2 separate regions of the Homo sapiens genome follow, and region 1 is linked to region 2. Evidence: read pairs that join two places in POLR2A ChIA-PET (ENCODE). Cell type or tissue: CD4-positive, alpha-beta T cell. All regions are shown on one strand. Each heading gives the region's core, and the rest is flanking DNA. Links, peaks and the distances in the headings are about the cores only.

The links. Peaks named below come from ENCODE experiments on the same cell type or tissue, not always from the same donor. Only the 100,000 strongest peaks of a DNase experiment are listed, where the experiment ranks them.
Region 1: POLR2A ChIA-PET joins it to region 2 with 7 read pairs; 5 of 35 experiments call an interaction of 5 or more read pairs at or near these places.

Annotation. Positions count from the first base shown.
Region 1 is chr14:21,737,468-21,745,502 of GRCh38, reverse strand. It overlaps TRA. Among named protein-coding and RNA genes, the nearest start is that of OR4E1, 68 kb to the right of the region's middle. In CD4-positive, alpha-beta T cell, for the core only: no CTCF peak of the experiment used is centred there; no DNase peak of the experiment used is centred there; H3K4me3 peaks cover 3,997 bases; H3K27me3 peaks cover 750 bases.
Region 2 is chr14:22,545,311-22,553,345 of GRCh38, reverse strand. It overlaps TRA and TRAC. Among named protein-coding and RNA genes, the nearest start is that of LINC02332, 7.7 kb to the left of the region's middle. RefSeq lists enhancers at 2,460-2,509, 2,600-2,759, 2,770-2,849, 2,940-3,079. In CD4-positive, alpha-beta T cell, for the core only: no CTCF peak of the experiment used is centred there; DNase peaks (open chromatin) are centred at 1,515, 2,275, 3,125, 4,775 and 3 weaker places; H3K4me3 peaks cover 3,792 bases; H3K27ac peaks cover 4,859 bases.

The DNA.
Region 1 (8,035 bases), core at 1,901-6,900, 810 kb after region 2:
TCTATAAATGTCAATTAGATCTAGTTGATTGTTCCAGCCTTGTATATTTTTACTGACTTTCTGTCTTCTTGTTCTATCAATTACTAGAGAGGAGCCTTACAGTCTCCAACTCTGATTACAGATTTGCCTATTTCTCCTTTAATTCTGTTAATTTGGTTTCATATATTTTATAACTCTACTATCAGTACATAAACATTTAGAGAATATTATCTCTTCTTGATCAAGTGACCCTCTGTTTATTATTAAATAACGCTTTTATCTCATAACACCCCTCATTTTCAAATATTATTTAATATTAATAAAGACACATAGCTTTCTTATGGTTGCTATTTGCATGGCATAGGTTGCCTCTTACTTTCAACTCATCTTTGTCTTTAAAGTACATTTTTTGTGAATGACATACAATTGTGTCTTTTTGTCTAGTTTGAGAAAATCTCCCTTTTATTTGGAATGTTTATGCTATTTACATTTAATGTAATTATTTTTATTTGGTTTGAATCTACAATGATAATCCATTTTCTATGTTTTTCCTCTAGTCTTTGTTAATATGCCCTTTATTCTCCCTTCTTTTGATTTATTTGAGAAGTTTCTATACTCGTTCATTCTATTTCCCCCATTGGCTATTAGCTAAACCTTTTTGCTTTGGTTTTTTAATTGTTTATCTACAGATTATCATATGCATCCTCAGTTCATCAGATTCTCTCTTGAATTAATATTATACAGCTTCATACATAATGCAAGAATCTTACAACAGTTTAATCCTATGCCCCTTCAGTTTTTTGTGTTATTGCTGTTGATTTTATTTATATATGTTATTAACGGTGTAATACATTGTTATTATTTTTGCATTTGTCAACTGTATTTTGAAAAACTTAGAAAAGTAATCTCTTTTTAATGTTTCCACATAGTTACTATTTTTAATGTTCTTTATTACTTCCTTGGGTCATAAATTCCATCTGATATCATTTCCCTTCAGTCAACAAACCACCTAACAAAAATACTTTATAATTTTTGAAGTATGACTCTGCTGATAACATACACTCACAGCATTAATTTATTGTTAAATGTCCTTGTTCTAGGGTATAGACCTATTTGTAGGGTATACCCTTTAGTCCCAGAGTATTGTTCTTATTTTTAGGGCGTGGTCCTTCTGGGTTTTCATTAGAAAGCCTAAGTTTTTACCCAACCTCTTTCACTTGGCAGCACTTGCATTTAAAATTCTATTGCCCTAGTTGAGGGTAACTGCTAAAATCTTTTCTCTCAGCCATCTGGCTGCTGTTTTCTACTTACTTTCTTAGAGTCTTGTCTTATGCCTGCACAGCTCAAGAATCAACCAAGGGATAGTTTTATTTTTTTTAACTTGTATAAATTTAGGAGCTACAAGTGCATTTCTTATACATGAATATAAAGTCTAGGCTTTTAGTATAGCCATCACCTGAATAATGTACATTGTACCTATTAAGTAATTTCTCATCTCTTACCCCCCTCCCACTCTCCCACCCTTCAGACTCTCCAGTGTCTATTATGCACTCTCTGTGTCCATGTGTAAACGTTATTTAGTTCCCACTTATAAGTAAGAACATACAGTATTTTCTGTTTCTGAGTTGTTTCACTTAAGATAATGGCTTCCAGTTCTATCTATGTTGCTGCAAAAGACATGATTTCATTCTTTGTATGGCTGAATAGTATTCCATTGTGTCTATATACTATATTTTCTTTATCCCACAATTAGGTTGATTCCATATCTTTGCTATTGTGAATACTTCTGTGATAAACATATGAATGTATGTATCTTTTTGATATGATTTCCTTTTCTTTGAATAACACTCAGTAGTGAGATTGCTGGATCAAATAGTAGCTATATTCTTATTGCTTTGAGATATCTCCATACTGTTTTCCACAGAGGTCATCCTAATTTACATTCCCACCAACATTATATAAGCATTCCCTTTTCTCTGCATCCTTGCCAATGTCTGTTATTTTTTTGACTTTTTAATAATAGCCATTCTGACTGGTGTAAGATGGTATCTCATTACTTTTAATTTGCATTTCTCTAACGATTATTGATGCTGTGCCTTTTTTCATATGCTTGTTGCCATTTCTATGTCTTCTTTTAAACAATTATTCATGTCCTTTACTCACTTTTTTTATGGGGTTTAAAAAGTGAGTAAAGGACATGAATAATTTATTTATATATAAAATATATATAATGTGAATAAATTTTATATATATATATATTTGGTTTTTGTTTTTTTTTTTTTTTGGAGACAGGGTTTCTTATATCACCAGGCTGAAATGCAATGGCACCATCATGGCTCACTGCAGCCTGGACCTCCCAGGCTCAGTTGTACTTTCTGCCTCAGCCTCCTGAGTAGCTGGGAATACAGGCACACACCACCATGCCTGGCTAATTTTTGTATGTTTAGTAGAGGCAGGGTGTTACCATGTTGCCCAGACTGGTCTCGAACTCCTGGGCTCAACCAATCCACCTGCCTGGTTCTCCCGAAGTGCTGGGATTGCAGGCATGAGCCACTGCACCCAGCCGGGTTATTTGTTTTTTGTTATTTTTGCCGAGTTCCTAACTAAGTGTGGCTTTGTAAGATTTTGTAACTCCTCACACTGTGAATCCTTCTTTTCCTGGATCCCCCCTTGAATTTCAGCTACTCTGTCAGCACCGAACTCCAAACTCTGACTCCTAAATCCAATAAGACAGCTGCTTTCTGCTTGAGCTTCATTTCCATGTGCCATACACCATACAGGGACTTCACTCAGTGTGTTTCTGTCCAAGTGACATATCTCCCGCAGTATATTCTTATATTTTGTCACTGTTTGGAACCTTCAAACAGCATTTTTAAATTTTTTTCTCATTTGTGTATTTCCCAAATATTCACAGTGTTATTTTATACATATTACCGACAAATCATAACATTTTTTCTTCTTGTTACTTAAAAAACATCCCTCACATAACTTACTTTACCACTCTTTATGCCGTTTACTTGCAAACATCGGTGCCTATTTACATATATTAAATTTCCATTTGATCAAAGACAGATAATAGGTTGTTTAAAAATCCTAAATTTAAGAGAAATTTGTTTTCAAATGAAAGATGAAAATTTAGGGTAATTATGTGTTTCCATAGTCATCTCTTTTTACAAGCTCCTTAAAACACCTATTAACATATGAATTTTAACATACGCAGAAAGACTCTCTCATTACAAACATCAACAAGTATAAGTGAAATCAAATTTGGAATTTTTATCCGAATGTATTACTATTGTCTATACAAATTAAATCTGTTGGAAGAAAGAATTCAGAGTATATTGAGACTGTTTATGACAGTTTATTACTTGTTTATTTATATTAGGGCATTAGTCATACTTCACAACACCTATGATCTCAATTCTATCAAATTATGAGGGTTAAACTATATAGATTAAACTATATAGCTACAGTTTTTAATTAAAATAGCTTCTACTACCGTTCAGACAAATTAGCATAATTCTAAGAGCTTATCAAATGGTTTTCAGTTTTACTAATAGCAAATTAAGCTAACTTTGCCACACTGCTAATAAATTCAAAATGGCAAAACAATGTATATATTCAACCTCTTAAATAAAATGCAATGTTTATAAATAACTTTTCCAAGGCTGTTAAATTTTGTTTAATATTTTTCTGATCATAAAACCTACCTGAGCTCTGCCTCCTGTCAGAGCAGCAATGGCATTAGATTCTCATAGAAGCGCAAACCCTACGGTGAACTGTGCATGAGAGGGATCTAGGTTGCCTAGTTCTTATGAGAACCTAACTAATTCCTGATGAGCTAATGGTTTCATCCCGAAATCATCCTCACTCCCTTGGTCTGTGGAAAAATTGTCTCCCATGAAACTAGTCCCTGGTGCGAAAAAGGTTGGGAACTGCAGCATTACAGGACCTCCCACTAAAGAAATTTTGGAAAATGCCTCTGAAATGAGGAGTTTCATGGTAAATTCTCCTTTGCCTGCAAGTAACATGAGAGATCAGGAGAGCCACTTCAGTGGTCCCTGCCCCTCAGCAAACGCAACTATGACTTGAGGCAACTTTTTCCTACAGAAGTTTAACTTTCTCTCTCCAGATTAGAGAATGCAGTTTGTACTAGGCAGTTTTCCCGGAGGATTAGCGGTAACACTGAGCAGAAAACAATGGCCAAATTAAAGCAGGAAAGTACATAAACTGGGTCCAATACTACTGAAATAATTTATCAAATAATTTGTCAAGTAATTAAATGAGTATGGAATATGTGCACAAATAGCAATGAGAGGACAGATAGAGGCAAGACAGAGACCCAAATTCTTAGAGAAATACGCAATTTCAGATTAGTGAAGACAGGATGCGTCGCTCAATAAATATTGGGGAAAAATAAAACTGGGTCGCTGCTCCACTCCATATTCTAAAAATAAGTTTATGATTGTCCACAAAGTTTCCATGTATGAAAACAAAGCTACTAACATAATTATAGAAGAAATATAAATTGAAGGTTATTTATAATAGCAAGGCAACAAAGGCCTTTTTAAGTGATACCAACGCCAGAAGCCATTAAGAAAAAAAGTCAATATATAAAATTTCATGAAAATTTTAAATGCAGGAATAAGAACACTAATGGATTATATCATTAATCCTTTCCAGTTGAAGTTATTTTCCATCTGTCTCTTCTGACTAATTCTTCTTTTCACACTATAAGCTCCCACCCAAACCCAGAAGTAGTATAGTAGACACAATTGACCACTCCTTGAAACATTTTCTTGTTTTGCCTTCTGTGACAGCACATTCTATTGGCTTCCCTTCCAATTCACTAATAGACTTCGATCTCCTTTGCTGATTTTTCCTTCGCTATTAAACCTCAACTGACAGTCCAAGTGCTCAGGTTAAGAACCTCTTCTCCATCCACACTCTTTCCCTAAGTGATCTCATTCAATGCGTGGCTTGAACACTATCCCATAGGCCAGCTATGTCCTCTGTTAGCTCCAGGCTCAATATGGAACTCCCTGGTCAACAACTACAGTTGAATGCCTTATAGACATCTCTAACTTAACATATCTGAAATGACACTTTTACCTGCCTACTATAATCAAAAATATTTCCTCTCTCAGAATTCCCTATCTCATCTTCCATGTAACTACATAAGCCAAAAACTTAAAAGTCATCATCGACTCTCTTTTTTTCCCCATCTGCCATATACAAATCATCATTAAGATCTATTTTTTACCTCCAAAATATAAGTTAATTCATCCATGTTTCTTCATTCCCACTTCTACCACCTAGTCTATACCTCCATCAGGTCTCACTGGGTCCCCTGCAAATTCTAACTGTCTTTGTGCCCTAGTCTCTCCCCATGCCAACCCTATGAGCCATTCCCCAGAGCACGAAGAGTGATCCTTCTAAAATATAAATTAGGTAGTCAAATACTTCCCAATACATGTAGAATAAAATCTGAATCTAACCATGATTTACAAGGCTTTGTATTTTCAAGTCCATAACTACCTTTTTGACATTATTTCCTACCACTCTCCTTCTCACTATATTCAGGGAACACCAGCTTCTGTCATAAATGCAGCAAACATGCTCTGCCTAAGGACCATTGTTGCATTTGAAAACTCTTTCTTACCCCAGGTCTTAAATGGTTTTGTCATTTTTCTGTCATTCAAGATTCAGCTCAAATGTCACCACTAAATGACCTCCATAACCACCATGATTCTCCTTCACATTACCCTATTTTGTTTTCCAAATGTCACTTATATTTGGAAATCATTTTTTTCTTTGTTTGTGTTGTCTGCCCACAGAAGAATAAAACCTCCGTTTGTGCAGAAAACTTATCTATATTGGAGAATAAGGTACTTCCTCCATTACATCATTGCCTATCACATCATAATACAAAATAAACATTTGCTGAGTAAATGTACTAATGAGTTCCAAATGAAATAATTTTGGCTGTTTCTCTCTCAGAGAAAAAAATAATGGTATGACCCTGGCCTCATTTTTAAAATTTTTTTCTATTTCACAGCTTTAGGGGTAAACGTGGTTTTTGGTTACATAGATGAATTCTATAGTGGTGAGTTCAAGGATTTTAGTGCACCCATCACCCAAGTAGTGTACATTGTACCCAACAAGTAATTTTGCATCTCCCTTTCCCCTCCCAACATCTCCCCTTCTGAGGGGACATCATTTTGTTTAAAAAAATCATGTGATCTTTCTACAGAGAAATAGCAGATCAATTTATTGATCAATTTATTGATCTTTTTGTCACAGACCAAGAGTTTTAACTCCCAAAAAAATGTTCTTGTATTGGCTCAGGTCTTTTTCAGTTTCTGAAGAGTCTGAACACCCAGTATGTGATGTCATCCTCCAAACAGCTTTTTGGGTTGGCAGGTGAGGTTTAATAGCAATGATAATGCAGGATATAGATAGCATTAATCTGATGAGTGCTGATTAAACCAGGACATTCTTAGTGATAGTCTTTTAACCACAGAAGAACCCTGGAAAAATAGTATTATGACCCTCATTTTATAGACAAAGTATTAAAGCTCAAATGCCAAAAGTATTTGACTAAGGTCAAACTCTTTACAGCAGGAGATCTCAGATTCAAACCCAGGAATGCCTGGCTTTAGAGCTGATTATTTTTCCAGTCTGTTTTGCTGCCCAGAGCATGTAGTAAAAATAAAGTACAACTAGAATTAGAGTGCCCCTTCTACCATCCCTCAGTGGCTGTTCAACTCTTTCTTCCAAAATGGCTAACATACAGATACCTGTTCATAAAAGCAGACCTTGAAACAAAAGCTAGTTGTGTTGTTTCCTCACAGTCAGTTCCTCCTTGAAACAACCTGGACCGTAACCCGGCTCCCCATCTCCACAGCACAGCTCTTTTCCTCTGGACTACCCCAAAGGCATCATCCAACCAAGATCCCAAGAGCAGGCATGGGATGAACTCCAAGTGGGTAGAAAACATTTTGAAATTTTCCAATCCAATATTCCACCTTTTCCAGATCAATTATCTACAGAATAGTATAGTATCTTCTTTAGATAATCCCACACAGCCTCTCATACGTGGGTATTGATTTTCATAAGTAGGCAGGAACATTACAGAGATGTCCCTCTATCCCACTCTCTCAACTCTTATGACTGGAGTGCGGCTTTGGGCAGAGGCTCTCCAGGGACTTTGGAATCACTCTGAGCTTCTCACAAAGATGTAGGTGTCAGAGTCGCCAGCCTTTGGGTCTGTTTTGTGCAAAGGGGTGTATTCATTGTCTTTATTCAAATGAACTGTAAATATTCCTTCCTCATTTTCTCCATTGAGAATATGAAAATCAGAAACCCTAGGCTTTTTTGAGGATATTGTCTGTGCCACATGAAGTACTGGAAATAGTGGAGCACTTCAGAGAAGAGTTGGCTGCATCCTGGACATTTGGGGACCAGGACTCCCACTTTCTGCCAGCTCCTCGTCACTGTGTAGAGAAGTCAGACAAAGGAGATGAGTGTATAGGCTCGAATACTCTACAAATGTTTGTTTTCTTTCCACAATACTACTCCCCCACCAAACCCTCAGATGAACTAGATGGAAACCTCCTCCTGCCACATAGCCTGATCCTCTCATTCTCAATAAAAAAATTATCAAATATTGCTTTCCTTGTGATCAAAATCAGAGACAACATCCCACAAAAAACAAACAAACAAAAACATACCCCATGATCCTAATGAAGCCTCAGGAGCCCAAGCAGGATTTTCAGCAAATTTTCTGTTATTCTTCTCTCTTTGGAGCCTCAAAGAACCCAACTTTAAAAACTAATAATGATCCAGAATCCATTTCTGATTTAAATGTTTCAAAAATAGTCTACAATGCAAATCAGAAACAAATTCTCTCCCATCTCCTCCTCTACCATCACCTCCATTTTCCATTACATACCATCCACAATAGGGAAGTGGGACAAAAGAAAAGAGAAAGACAGGCAACAGAGAGAGTGAGAGATCTAATCTCAGGGGACGCATGGAAACCAGCATGTAGATA
Region 2 (8,035 bases), core at 1,043-6,042:
GAAATTGGAAATGCTCCAAAATCTGAAACTTTTTAAATGCCAACATGATGCTCAAAGGAAATGCTCACTCACTGGGGCATCTTGGATTTCAGATTTTTAGATTAGGGATGCCGAATTGGTAAGTATAATGCTAATATTCCACCCCCAGCCTCAAAAAAAAAAAAAAAAAATCCAAAACCTGAACACTTCTAGTACCAAGCATTTCAGATAAGGGATACTCAACCTGTAGCTTCATCCCTATGAAAAGAAGCAGGCCTGAATTGTAGCTGAGATGATTTATGTATTTCTGGCTGGGATGGTCAGACGCATAGGGGAACCATGGAGTTATTCAGGGATGGAACCCCCTCCCACCCTGGGCATTGGTAAGCCTCAGCTTTGGGTCTTGGTAGCTGTGCTTGCTGGGTGGATGGTGGAGTGGTCTCTAAGTTGTGTTTCCCTCAGCATCCATGACCCTGGGGAAAGGTGCTCTGGCAGCAGGAGTCTCAGGAGGGAGAGCGCAGTGAGCTGTGGACCCCAGGAAGCCCCATGTCTTTTCTCTTAGGTGAGAGCTCGAGGCCTCTACTCTCCTCGGTCAAATCTCTGGGCTTGTGGGGAGACAGCTCATCTCCTTTTTTCCTCATTCTCACATCCGGGATGGTGGGAACATAAAGTCCTGCTGGGGTCACAGCTTCCTCTCAACCTTGCTCCTGGTGTCAGCTTGGGCACCTCAAAGGGCTGGCGTGGGGCTGGATCAGGCAGCAGAGTGGTGGGTGGTCCCCAGCCACGAATTTGTGAGACAATGCACAGTTTCAGTGGAAACCCAGTCTGAGAGGAGAGGCAAAGGAAATGCTCCTGGAGGGCAGGAGACAGTGGGTGGCATTTTGGGGACACTTGCTGTGTGGTCCCTGTCTGCCGCAGGTCACTGCCACCCATGTGTGTGGGCTCCTGTTATGGGTGGTCCCGTGGCGTGGCATGAGAGTGGGAGAGGAGGGGTCCAAGCTGGTAGGTGGGTTTTCCTGGCCCTCAGCATAGCCTGCTAAGCGGAAGCTTTTAGAGGTTATTCCAAGAAGAGGTTGACTTAGGCAGCTTGTTGAATGAGGCTTCCTGGACAGCATCATAGACAAATGCCTTGGTTTTTCTCTGCCCAGCTAGTGATCACCAGCAAGCAGAAAATGACTCCTACCAAACCCAGTCAAACAGAGGCACAGTCTCTGCTCTTCCAAATCATTTTAATGAAGGCATCGGCAGCAGGACATACAACACGCCCAGATACACAGCATAGCAGGGCCTCGATAATGAGATAATTTCCCCCCACGTCTTGAGAAGAAGAATACTATGTATTTCTTTATGAACACTATTAAAAAAAAATAAACCCCTCACAACATTCTGCAGGACCTAGAGCCCAAGAGAACCCACTGAAGATCCATCATCTGTGGGATGGCGGAGGCAGTCTCTGGGGAGCAGGAGGGAATGTGCACAGCCAGGGGAGGCTGCAGCAGCCTTGCCTCTGCCGTGAATGTCAGGCAGTGACAAGCAGCAATAAGGGAACAGAGGGGGTGGCAGCAGTGTTTGGCAGCTCTTCAGCAATCTTAATCATAAATTCGGGTAGGATCCAGTTGGTGGCATTGCCGGGGGGGCACAGAGGTGGTAGCAGCTTTCACCTCCTTGGGGGTAGGAGAGTTCCCTCTGTTTGGAGAGGGAGAAGAGGGGCAATGCAGAGGAAGGAGCGAGGGAGCACAGGCTGTCTTACAATCTTGCAGATCTGGAATGAGGAAGAACAGAAGTCAGGCTGGACACTGAGGAAGACCCAGGACTGTTAGGGATGTGATGGTGATGGCTCTGTTTGGGGCTATGTGGTAGAGTTCTAGGAGCAAATGTACCCTGGAGTTCTTATTTTTTTTATTATTTGAGACAGGATCTTGCTTTGTCTTCCAGGCTGGAGTGCAGTGACGCAATCACAGCTCATTGTAGCCTCAACATTCCAGGGCTCAAGCGATCCTCCCATCTCAGCCTCTTAAGTAGCTGGGACTACAGGTGTGCAGCACCACACCTGGTTAATTTTTTCACTTTTTGTAGAGGCGGGGTCTCCCTGTGTTGCCCAGGCTGGTCTCCAGCTCCTGTGCTCCTCCTGCCTCTGCCTCCCAAAGTGCTGGGATTACAGGTGTGAGCCCCCGCACCCAGCCTGGAGTTTTTTTTTGATGGTGATGGAACAGGATGCAGTTGTCAGCAAGACGACTGGGGACCCTGGGGGAGGAGGGTGCGGAGACTCTAGCCAGGATTGGGGTGTAATATGAGTGTAATGTCTTCTTTCTACTGAGCTAAGAGAGCCGTACTGGGGAGAGAGGACATGAGGAGGTTACACGGTGAGAGAAGTACAACACAAGGCATGTGGTGTACACAAGTGTCTCTCTTCCTCCACTCATTAGCTGTGGGGCCTCAGTTTCTTCGTTTCTAAACAACTGTTCTTCCTACCTCATAGGGGAGAAGTGCAACTGAGGCGGCTGAAATGAGGATATTTTACAGCGTTTCAGGCCATTATTATTGCACAAGAGGAATTTGTAACAGGAAGAAGTAGGAGAGTTTGGTGGGCTCAGGCTTTGGACTTAAAAGCAAGACCCTGCAGGGAGGTTTGCTCTCAGAGCTTAGGATGCACCCAGAGACCCGCGTCCCTAAACCCCACTCCCAGCTTCAAGGCCCCTCACCTCAGCTGGACCACAGCCGCAGCGTCATGAGCAGATTAAACCCGGCCACTTTCAGGAGGAGGATTCGGAACCCAATCACTGACAGGTTTTGAAAGTTTAGGTTCGTATCTGTAAAACCAAGAGGCCACAGCGGTTATGGGCTTGCATGTCCCAGGCCTGCATGGCCTGCAGGACACACCCACGGTTTTCCCCAAGGCAGAGCAGGCTGGGTGGGGGAGGCCTGCAGCTCCTGCACCTCCTGTCCCTTGCAGCTTCTGTGCATATCCCCTTACAAACAGATTCTGTGCATTCTTCCAGGGCCAACAGTATTGTGTTTCAAGACAGGAAACACCGACTAGACTTGGCTCTTATTTTATTTCTGAGCCCTTCTGGGGATGGGGTAGGTGCTCAGAATTTATCATCACAATACCTCGGGTCCAGATGGGCCCCTTAGTGAGTTCCGCTACCACAGGAAGGATGACTCAATAAGAACAACTCAAATGGAAATGAATATGGGCCCAGGGTGGGTGTGAGGAGTGGCAGGGGATTCTTGAGAGACAGGACCATTGCCCACAGCCTATGTGAGTACTGTTGCTTGTCTTGAAAGAAGGCAAAACCTCTTGGCTGTCCTCAGGATGATCTGGTTCGTTTAGGGCTATCCCTAAGGGACTCAGAAATTTCACAGCTGGGCCACCCAGAAGCTCTCTCTGGCTCTCTTGACAGTGGAGCTGTTGAAAGGAATACAGAGGCCTAGGAGAGAGTCCTTGGTCTATTGAAGCTAGAAACTCATCCTCAAAGTGCTTAGAATGGAAAGTCAGAGATGGTGAGAGGGATTCAGGAGAGACCCCACCCAGCTCTGGGCAGGTCTTGAACCGCTGTTTCCATTCCTCATCATTCATTCCCACATCTACTAATTTCTTCCCACTCCCTCATCCAGGCAGGGTTATTGCGGGTTCATCACTTCCGCAATCCTGTGCAAACCCAGGCTAGACCCCTGTCTTACCTGTTTCAAAGCTTTTCTCGACCAGCTTGACATCACAGGAACTTTCTAAAAGGAAAAACAGACATTCTTTCAGCATCCAGAGCAGGCTGACTCTCCCACCCCAGACCTCCTAGTTCTTGGGCAGGTGAACAACTACAGCCTTTCCATGCCTCCTTGTGGAGAGATCTGGAGGGAACTTACAGCATATGAGCACCTGCTAGGGAGAGCCCCTGGCCCTGGCAGGACCGATACCTCGGCTCCTGGACACCATTTCTATTTACTCAATATACACTGTTTGTACAAAGTACATGTTGCATGACCCTGGCCACATGTGCCATCACACATAGACCCTGCTCTTGCCTGGCTTCATTCTAGAGTCCAATGGAGGCAGCGAGGCATACATAGTGACAAGGGCCATAAAGAGTATAAACACGTACTTTCATATGTTCCAAAAAGTTTTGATCCCTGCACCCCAAATTTTTTCCTTGGTTTCTTCTTAGTAAACGGCACTATCATTGACTCAGCTGCTCAGGCCAAAATCCAGCTGCCTTCCTTGATCCCCTCTTTGCTTTCTCATCCCTGCATGGTTCTACCTTTGAAACCTGAATGGTGTTGGTTACCTCCCTGCCACCACCCTGCCCAGGCCTCCATCATCTCTCTGCTGCAACTGCTCCCTTTCTGCTTCTACTCTTGGCTTACAACCCACTCTCCGTACAGCACTCAGATTGATCTTTAAGAAAAGCAGGCCGGGTGTGGTGGCTCACGCCTGTAATCCCAGCACTTTGGGAGGCTGAAGCGGGTGGATCACCTGAGGTCAGGAGTTCGAGACCAGCCTGGCCAACATAGTGAAACCCTGTCTCTACTAAAAATACAAAAAATTAGCCAGGCATGGTGGCGGGTGCCTGTAATCTCAGCTACTCGGGAGGCTGAGGCAGGAGAATCACTTGAACCTGGGAGGCGGAGGTTGCAGTGAGCCAAGATGCACCATTGCACTCCAGCCTGGGCAACAAGAGCAAAACTCCATCTCAAAAAAAAAAAAAAAAAAAAAAAAAAAAAAGAAAAGCAAATTAGGTGTCCCTCCCCTGCTTGAAGCCGATCAACAGCTTTCTGGCGTCCTTAGAATACTGTCTACCCTCTCATGGCCTAGAAGGCCCTGTGACCCGGCCCTGCCTCCTTCATTCAACTCATGCCTGCTGCTCTTCTCCTTTCTCATTGAGCTCCTGTCCCAGGCCTCTATAGGGTCCTCTCCCTGCCCTTGGTAGGGCTGGTATCTTCAAGTAGCATTTCTTCAGAGAGCCCTTCCCTGACTTTTGTCCTGAAGGTAGCTGTTTTCTCAACCCTGAGTTAAAACACATTCCAATCTGAAGTTATTTGGACTTTTCCCAGCTGACAGATGGGCTCCCCCAACTAGAATGGTGCTTCCTCTGGGCACACCCCTCATCTGACTTTTTAATTCCTCCACTTCAACACCTGGTGCATTCATGTGCCGGCACAATCAGTGATTGGTGGGTTAATGAGTGACTGCGTGAGACTGACTTAGTGAGCTGGGAAAGATTTTTTGGCAGACAGGGAGAAATAAGGAGAGGCAACTTGGAGAAGGGGCTTAGAATGAGGCCTAGAAGAGCAGTAAGGGGCAAACAGTCTGAGCAAAGGCAGGCAGGCAGGAACTCAGTTGGAGAGACTGAGGCTGGGCCACGTGCCCTCTCCTGCCACCTTCTCTTCATCTGCTTTTTTCCCGTGTCATTCTCTGGACTGCCAGAACAAGGCTCACTGTTTCTTAGTAAAAAGAGGGTTTTGGTGGCAATGGATAAGGCCGAGACCACCAATCAGAGGAGTTTTAGACATCATTGACCAGAGCTCTGGGCAGAACCTGGCCATTCCTGAAGCAAGGAAACAGCCTGCGAAGGCACCAAAGCTGCCCTTACCTGGGCTGGGGAAGAAGGTGTCTTCTGGAATAATGCTGTTGTTGAAGGCGTTTGCACATGCAAAGTCAGATTTGTTGCTCCAGGCCACAGCACTGTTGCTCTTGAAGTCCATAGACCTCATGTCTAGCACAGTTTTGTCTGTGATATACACATCAGAATCCTTACTTTGTGACACATTTGTTTGAGAATCAAAATCGGTGAATAGGCAGACAGACTTGTCACTGGATTTAGAGTCTCTCAGCTGGTACACGGCAGGGTCAGGGTTCTGGATATCTGTGGGACAAGAGGATCAGGGTTAGGACATGATCTCATTTCCCTCTTTGCCCCAACCCAGGCTGGAGTCCAGATGCCAGTGATGGACAAGGGCGGGGCTCTGTGGGGCTGGCAAGTCACGGTCTCATGCTTTATACGGGAAATAGCATCTTAGAAACCAGCTGCTCGTGATGGACTGGGACTCAGGGACAGGCACAAGCTATCAATCTTGGCCAAGAGGCCATGATTTCAGTGAACGTTCACGGCCAGGCCTGGCCTGCCACTCAAGGAAACCTGAAATGCAGGGCTACTTAATAATACTGCTTATTCTTTTATTTAATAGGATCTTCTTCAAAACCCCAGCAATATAACTCTGGCAGAGTAAAGGCAGGCATGGGAAAAAGGCCCAGCAAAGCAAACTGTACATCTTGGAATCTGGAGTGGTCTCCCCAACTTAGGCTGGGCATTAGCAGAATGGGAGGTTTATGGTATGTTGGCATTAAGTTGGGAAATCTATCACATTACCAGGAGATTGCTCTCTCATTGATAGAGGTTTTGAACTATAAATCAGAACACCTGCGTCTAAGCCCCAGCACTACCGTTTACTCGATATAAGGCCTTGAGCAAGTCACAGCAGCTCCTTACATCTCAGGAATTTCACCTGCAAAATGAATATGGTGCCTCATCCACCTTCCTAGCCAGGCTCTTCTGAGAAAGAAATGAGAGCTTCTCCATATAAACATCTATTTAATAAACTGTAAAGTACCAAACAAATGTTAGTTGGAGCCACTGACCCTGCCAGAATATGGCCGTGATAGAGTGCTAGTGAGTCATGCAGAGCCACAGCGTCTATCCTTCACCCTCAGAAAGCAGGAGCTGCTGGAGGCTTTTCCTTAGTGCTGAGACTCATTCTTCAGTATTTCCGTAGGATTTTGTGTTTTTAATGTGACTCTCATTGTTTATTCTTTCCGACCTCCTGCCTTTTGAGGAGGAAACAGAGGTTTGCCGGAGGATTAGCATGTTGGGGCCACCCAGAGAGTTTCCAGCAGGGTGGGGATTAGAATTTCCCACCCAGTGGTTCTCTGCTCCCACAGCCCCTCACATGCGCACAAGATTTCTCAGACCCTGGTGATTCCCCGACAGTTGCTGAGCCAGCCCTGGTGGCCTCGGCAATGCAGACATCCAGCTGGATCCAAAACCAAAGAAATCAGCCCCTGGGATGCTGAGTGGGGGCAGAGCTGCCTGCAGCATAGGGCTGTCCCTGGAGCAGTGGAGCAGGGGTGGGCTCCATGGTCAGAGGGGAGAGACATCCAGAGCTTTGGCTCCAGAGGATTCTGCCTACTTCCCTCCTCATGCTTGGGCAGCCTGACATCACTCTGGGTGAAGGCCCTAAGGCATAGTTCCTTTGCTGGGAAGGGACAGACAGAAAGCCATTAGCTCTACCAACACATCCCCCTGATTGTTAGTCATCAGTGGGGGTACTGGACAGCACTGCAGAGGGGGAGAGGAGTCTGGAAGTGCCGATCCTCAAGGCAGGGGATCAGGGGCCACCAGATGCAGGTTGGCTTTAAAGAGGAAAGGGGGTGGCCTTGTGGGGCAGAAACCCAACTTTGAGTCCTGGTTAAACACTCACTCAAGTCCTGGGGCTGGTGGGTGTCAGACTGGAGAAGATCTAGGCTGCTCTGTCTGGTATAATAGTCTCTAGCTACATGTGGCTGTTGAAATAAAAATTAGTCAATGTGAAATAAAATGTTTTCAATTAAAAATGGAAACTTCATTTCAAGAGCTCAATAGCCACATGTAGCTGGTGGCTATTGTATGGGACAGTGCAGATTGACAGGACATTTCCATTGCCACAGAAAGTTCTATTGGACACTGTTGGTCTAGAAAGCGCAATGCCACAGAACACAAGACTCTGAGAAATGGCAACAGGGGCTGAGTTAGAGGTACTTAATTTTTTTAGCCTTTTTATCCTTTCATTCCCATGTACCTTTTATACTTTTTATCCCCATGTACGTCTAGTTCAACCTTATCTCTTTGCCGCTTTTAATTTGGAGGTGTTTAGGGGTCTGTCTGCCAGAGTCCTTTGGGGAGAGACATCCTATTCTACCCTAGTAAGAAAAACACATCCCATCACTGATGATATCAGAAGGTAGGCTTGGCAAGACGGAACCAATGTTTTGAGGTGGAAATTCAGCTATTCTAGATCCTAAGCT